2 separate regions of the Mus musculus genome follow, and region 1 is linked to region 2. A link is a loop called in an ENCODE intact Hi-C map of the cell type or tissue named here. Cell type or tissue: left cerebral cortex. All regions are shown on one strand. Each heading gives the region's core, and the rest is flanking DNA. Links, peaks and the distances in the headings are about the cores only. Region 1 has its middle 110 kb from the start of Gm29398. Region 2 has its middle 51 kb from the start of Gm23535.

Evidence for each region. Peaks named below come from ENCODE experiments on the same cell type or tissue, not always from the same donor. Only the 100,000 strongest peaks of a DNase experiment are listed, where the experiment ranks them.
Region 1: a loop joins it to region 2, with 4 times the contacts of the local background. A loop is called at or near these places in 4 of 42 quality-filtered maps.

The regions. Positions count from the first base shown.
Region 1 is chr1:149,555,256-149,558,178 of GRCm38, forward strand. No RefSeq gene overlaps it. Among named protein-coding and RNA genes, the nearest start is that of Gm29398, 110 kb to the left of the region's middle. In left cerebral cortex, for the core only: no CTCF peak of the experiment used is centred there; a DNase peak (open chromatin) is centred at 1,331.
Region 2 is chr1:149,757,154-149,760,076 of GRCm38, forward strand. No RefSeq gene overlaps it. Among named protein-coding and RNA genes, the nearest start is that of Gm23535, 51 kb to the left of the region's middle. In left cerebral cortex, for the core only: a CTCF peak has its summit at 1,526 (motif pointing left); a DNase peak (open chromatin) is centred at 1,509.

The sequences.
Region 1 (2,923 bases), core at 270-2,769, 200 kb before region 2:
ATATCAGAGACCGGGGATTTGAGAGGTTCTCAGGACTTAATGAGGGTGACCTTAGCCAAAATGCCCAACACTGGGGAGAGGGGACTCGAAGAGTCCACCCCCAATAGATAGATAGGGCCTCAAGTGGAGGGACTGGGTTACTAACCCACAGCCAAAATTTCTGACCCAGAAACGTTCTTGTCTAAAATGACTGCAGGAACAAAAATGGAGACTGAGCGAAAGGCTGTTCATGACCAGCCCAAATTGGGAATCAATGGAGGGGGGGGGGGGCACCAAGGCCTGACACTATTACTGATGCTATGGTGTGCTTATACATGGGAGCCTGACAAGGCTGTACTCTGAGAGGCCCTACCAGCAGCTGACTGAAACAGAGGCAGATATTTACACTCAACCATTGGACAGAATTGGGGTGGGGGTGGGGCTTATGGTTGAATTAGACGAATGATTGAAGAATCTGAAGGAGAGAGCAACCCCACAGGATGACCAGCACTCTTAACTAACCCAGACCCCAGGGAGTACTCAGAGACTGAGCCCATCACCCAGGAGCAAAGGGACTGGGCCAAGGCCCCTGGCACATACGTAGCAAAGGTCTACCTGGTCTGGCCTCAGTGGTAGAAGATGCTCTTAATCCTCAAGAGAGTTGAGGCTCCAGGGAACACAGAGGCCCGGTAGGGGGAGCAACACTGGGAAGAGGGGGAGGAGGAATGGGTTGAGGAACTGCAGCAGCGGGGGACTGGAAGGAGGACAATGACTTGAATGTAAATAAATAAAGAATAAATAAAGTAATTAAAGAAAAAAAAAAAGAAACAGGACTCAAAACAACTAAGTTTAGAAGATGTAGTTTATCAAAGTGGAATAAAACACGTAGGGGGAAAGAAACTAAAACCATCTGGTAGCTCAATGGAAACTGAATCTGAAGTTAATAAGGGGTAACAGAGAACATGGTCTCTATTTGAATGTAGTGTGTCACCTTGTCTGAAGAGAAAGCAAAGGAAGTTTTGAAATCATGAACAAGGAATGAAAGTACTGACTCAGAAAACCAATTGTAAAATTGTTTACAGACAAATGGCAGGACAAAAAAAAAAAAAAAAAAACAAAAACAAAACAAAAACAAAAACAAAAACAAAACAAAACAAAACAAAACAAAAAACCCAGAAGCTGGAGGTGACAAGAAGCAAACTGAGACATCTGGTTTTCTTTCTGTCCTTTCTTGTCACCTTTTCATGTCTCACCCTGCTGTGGTGCAAGTGATCATAGAAGCACTGTGGGCTGCCGGTACGGATCCTCAGCACCCGTGGGTGGCTCCCGTCCGTGTCAGCATTTTAGACTTGTTATGAAATAATGCTAAGTGTCAACCTCGGGTGTCTGGGCTTCCTGCCAGATATTCACTTGACATTCTCTTCCTACAGCAGCAGCTAGCGTTCATCTGAAGCCTGACCTTGTTGGGTTTTTTTATACTTAATTTTCTTCAGGTTTTTGAACGACAGAGAGAGAGAGAGAGAGAGAGAGAGAGAGAGAGAGAGAGAGAGAGAGAGAGAGAGAGAGAGAGAGAGAGAGAGAATATATTGTTTCTTCCTCTACTGAAAGTTAAATTGTAAATTTTTTAATTATGGCATTTCCTTATAATCATAATGAATTTCTTACTTGCCGTGGTGAATTACTTGCCGTGGTGAAATTTCAAAGTGCACATGCATGTAGATCTAACAGGCTAACATTGTGCAGAACATTTTAAAGAAATATACACAAGTGAAGCATCTTTTCCACCATCATCTTCGGACATTACCATACCATATAGGCTTTTTCATGCATGCCTTCTCTTGTGCCTTCATAGATGTTATTCAGCAAATCTAAACGAAATAATTTATAACAAATTGAAGGCTGGCAATGTTTAATATTGGATACAGAAAAAGGTCCAGAAGCAAGCCCAATGCACTAAAGTCATGTTTCCCATACTAATCAGCTGGTAAAATGTATTAATTTAAATTTAATAACACTGCTCACTTTTCTGTCTTTGTTTCTGATACATAACATGTAAATAAAATAAGTGGCTACCAGAGAGGTGCTAGGAGTATTTAACACAAATACACACAATCAGGTTTGAGTGATTAATGACACAGGTGAGATCACTGCCTGTAGAGTCGTCAGAGTACAATCAGTGACTTTGACTGTTGGTTCAGACCACAAGACTTTACAATGTGAAGATAAACAAGTCCTCCAAGCACCTAAGGTCACATTTTCTCCCAAGGGAAAGCGTACGACAACTGCATCAGAAAAGGCTTTCTATAGGGTTGGTTCCTAGCAAACTGGAGAATGCCTTTGAATTTTCAGAAAGATACTCAGAATTTTTAAAGTTATTAAGAAAGACAAAATGAAAAATCATCCAGAAGGCCATGCTTCCATACATATCTGAATTGTCCAGTTATGAGATGGGAGCAAATAATGTATAAACAGCTGAAAATAAAATTCTAAGTGATGACACAACAACGACAATGATAATAATAATAACAATAATAAAACACTTCCTTTTGATTCAAGAGATTTTTGTCCACTATAAAAGATAGGTTTTTAATATACGTGAGCAAAGTCACTGCAGCCTAAAGAACAGCTCTGGAGCCCATTTGAGCTGCCCAAGACTATTGCCCAGCTTCTCATCTCCCCTTATTTCCTGTATGTTTATTTCATCATCTTTGAAACTGGCAACATCATGCATTAATTTAAATACTACAGGGTTTTAAAGATTAATATTTCAAAGGACCTAGCCCTAACCCTAACCCTAACCCTATTTAGATAGTAAATACCATAAAAGTGAAAGGCATCTTAGAAGCCAGGAGGTGGTGGTGGTGCACACCTCTAATTTCAGCACTTGGGAGGCAGGGGCAGGTGGATTTCTGAGTTCGAGGCCAGCCTGGTCTACAGAGTGAGT
Region 2 (2,923 bases), core at 315-2,814:
TTAAACATTGTAGGATAAATATTAACTCAACTTTTTCCAAGAAAAGTGTAATGTTGAGGTGGGAGACTTAATCAATTATCCTTCCCTTACTGAGGCCTTGACATGAACTAAGAATATGAAGAAACTGAAAAGTGAAAGTAAAGCACAAAACTTTTGGTTAAAAGAAAAATATTTGAGGGAGTAAGCTTCAATCTTGGTGTGATTTTGACAACAGAAAAGAGATTTTCTTGTGTGGCAAGGCAGGGTTCTGAGTGTTCATTTACACACACTAGTATATATTATATTTCTATGATCATCTAGATTATTAATATTCTTTAAAGGTGGGCCAATCCAATTTGTCACAATTAAAACAAATCCATAACAAAACTACCTAGTTCATTATACATTGCTACCATTAATTACAGTATAGAAAGAACAATGGTCACAGAAGGGAATGCTTGCCCCATAGGAAGAACAACAATATGAACTAACAAGTACCCCCAGAGCTCCCTGGGACTAAACCACCAACCAAAGAAAATACATGGTGGAAATCATGGCTCTAGCTGCATATGTAGCAGAGGATGGTCTAGTTGGTCATCAATGGGAGGAGAGGCCCCTAGTCCTGTGAAGGTTCTATGCTCTAGTATAAGAGAATGTCAGGGGTGGGTTGGTGAGCAGAGGGAGGGGGAAGGGGAGAAGGGGTTTTGGAGGGGAAACCAGGAAAGGGGATAACATTTAAAATGTAAATAACTAAAATATATAATTTTTAAAAAGACATTAAAAAAGAGAAGGGAATGCTCGTACGGTCTCCCTCACTTATGCATAAAAAATGAGGATAGTATGTCAATGGACTCCAAAATGGGTTCCAGAAAAGACTGTAAAGAAGTTATGATCTGATACAGGAATTTCATAGAAATAATACAATTTAAAATTGAAAGGGATTATTAAATTAAAACACTAATTTCACAAGTAAGAAAATTGAAGGCCAACTGAAGTTTTTGACTAGTGAAATTGATTAATGGCTCAAATAATAAACTTCCTGCTATGCAAACAAGAGGACCTGAATTTGGATCTCCACCTAACATCAACTTCTGGCCTCCTTATATACCTGTATGCATGACATGTGCACACCCCCCAAAACATGCACATCATATGCATGTGTGTGAGTGCACACGTTCATGCAGGTATGCATACACACACACACACACACACACACACACACACACACACTACATTTTCCCAGTAACCTTTATGTTCTCAGTGCAAAGCTGAGGTTAGAAACTTCCAGTAGTCTACCTGCTGAAGAAAGGACAAGAGCCCCTGTTTCCTCAGGAGAGTTTTGTAGAACAGAAGGTAATGGCAGTGTGGGTGTGCCTTATCTTGCACTGCAGAGAGTTGTTGCTTCCTACTCAAAATCATCTTAATTCCTTTGTCTACAGACTTCTTTCTAACTAGTTTCTATTTTAGGGATCAAATCATTATAAACACCTGTTTCAAGGCTAAAGCAAGTTAGTCAGAGTTCACTGGTCAATGGTGACATCTAGTGGACATCTAAAAAACTGTCTGTATTTGTACTTGAAAGTACCCTGGGGAAAATGTGAACTCTTAGCAGTGAAGACTTGGTCTCTGGCATGAGGATGGAGCTTGGGGAAGCACAAAGCAGGCTTCAATTGGACTTTGATAAAAGTCAGAAGATCTTTTAATCTTATTTCTTTTTATTTGTGGATATGTATGCACATCTGTTTGTCTGTATGTACACCGTATGACTGCAGGTGCCCTCAGGGGTCAAAATGTCATGTCAGAGACCTGGAAAGTGTAGTTTCACAGTGTTGAAAGCTGCCCACTATGGTGGATGCTGAAAACTAGACCCATGTCCTCTGTAAGAGCAGTGGGTGCTCTTAAGTGCTCAGCCATCTCTCCGGTTCTGAGACAGAATCTTTTCAGGGGGTAAGGAGCTACAAAAGCAAGCAGTTCTTCAGAGAATATTTCTTGGCAGTTCATCATCTGTTAAAACAATATAGTTAATGTAGGAAGTAAAAGCAAAACCTATGTGTTCTTTCTTTTTAGTTGTACTAGTTCTACAAGAGAAGGGGCAAGATTTTTTTAAGGACACCAAAGAACAATAACCCTGTTTATATCTATAACTTTGAAACACAAAAGGTGTGAACACTTGTGACAGCAAGAAATGTAGACAAAACTGTGAACAAGTTATCCAGATATTGGAAGGGGGGGGGAGTTTAGTAGACAAGAAAGAGTTTCAAAGCCAGAAAGGCAAGGTTGGTGGTCCATCGGGCATCAGGAAGTGACACTGCTTTATGCTACATGTGTGAGTAGATGAAGTCAGAGAGGTCTTCTGGGATTCTACTACACACTAGGCAGATGCAGCAGCTGATTAGACTGATGTTTACAGCTGGTGGGGGTGGGGCATGAACCCACTCACTGCATCAGCTAGGGAAGGACAACCAAGGAGAGAGAGAGATGGTGGATCACTCAGAGGGTGAGTGTGGGTAGCTCAGAGGGTGATGGTGGATCACTCAGTTGGTGAGTGTGGATCACTCAGAGGGTGAATGAGGATTGCTCAGTGGTTATCCCCAAGGACTAATGTTGTACGAATAAGATGAGTCCTGTTCCCAACCACCTACCAAAATATGACACAAGCTATAACAACAGTTAATTTAATGCACTAACTGGGCTGGGTCACATTAACAAATATTTTCTCACATATTACTCTCAATGTTTCTGAAAATTATATATTTTGTATATATATATTATGTATTAAAATTATATATTTATTATAAATTATATATTTTTGGTGATACTTGAATAAAATAGGAGTGTATATATGTGTGTGTGTGTGTGTGTGTGTGTGTGTGTGTGTGTATGGAATTCTCGCAACCCACAATTCCTGGACTCAACATATAACTGACCCTCTGGGGTCCAAAAG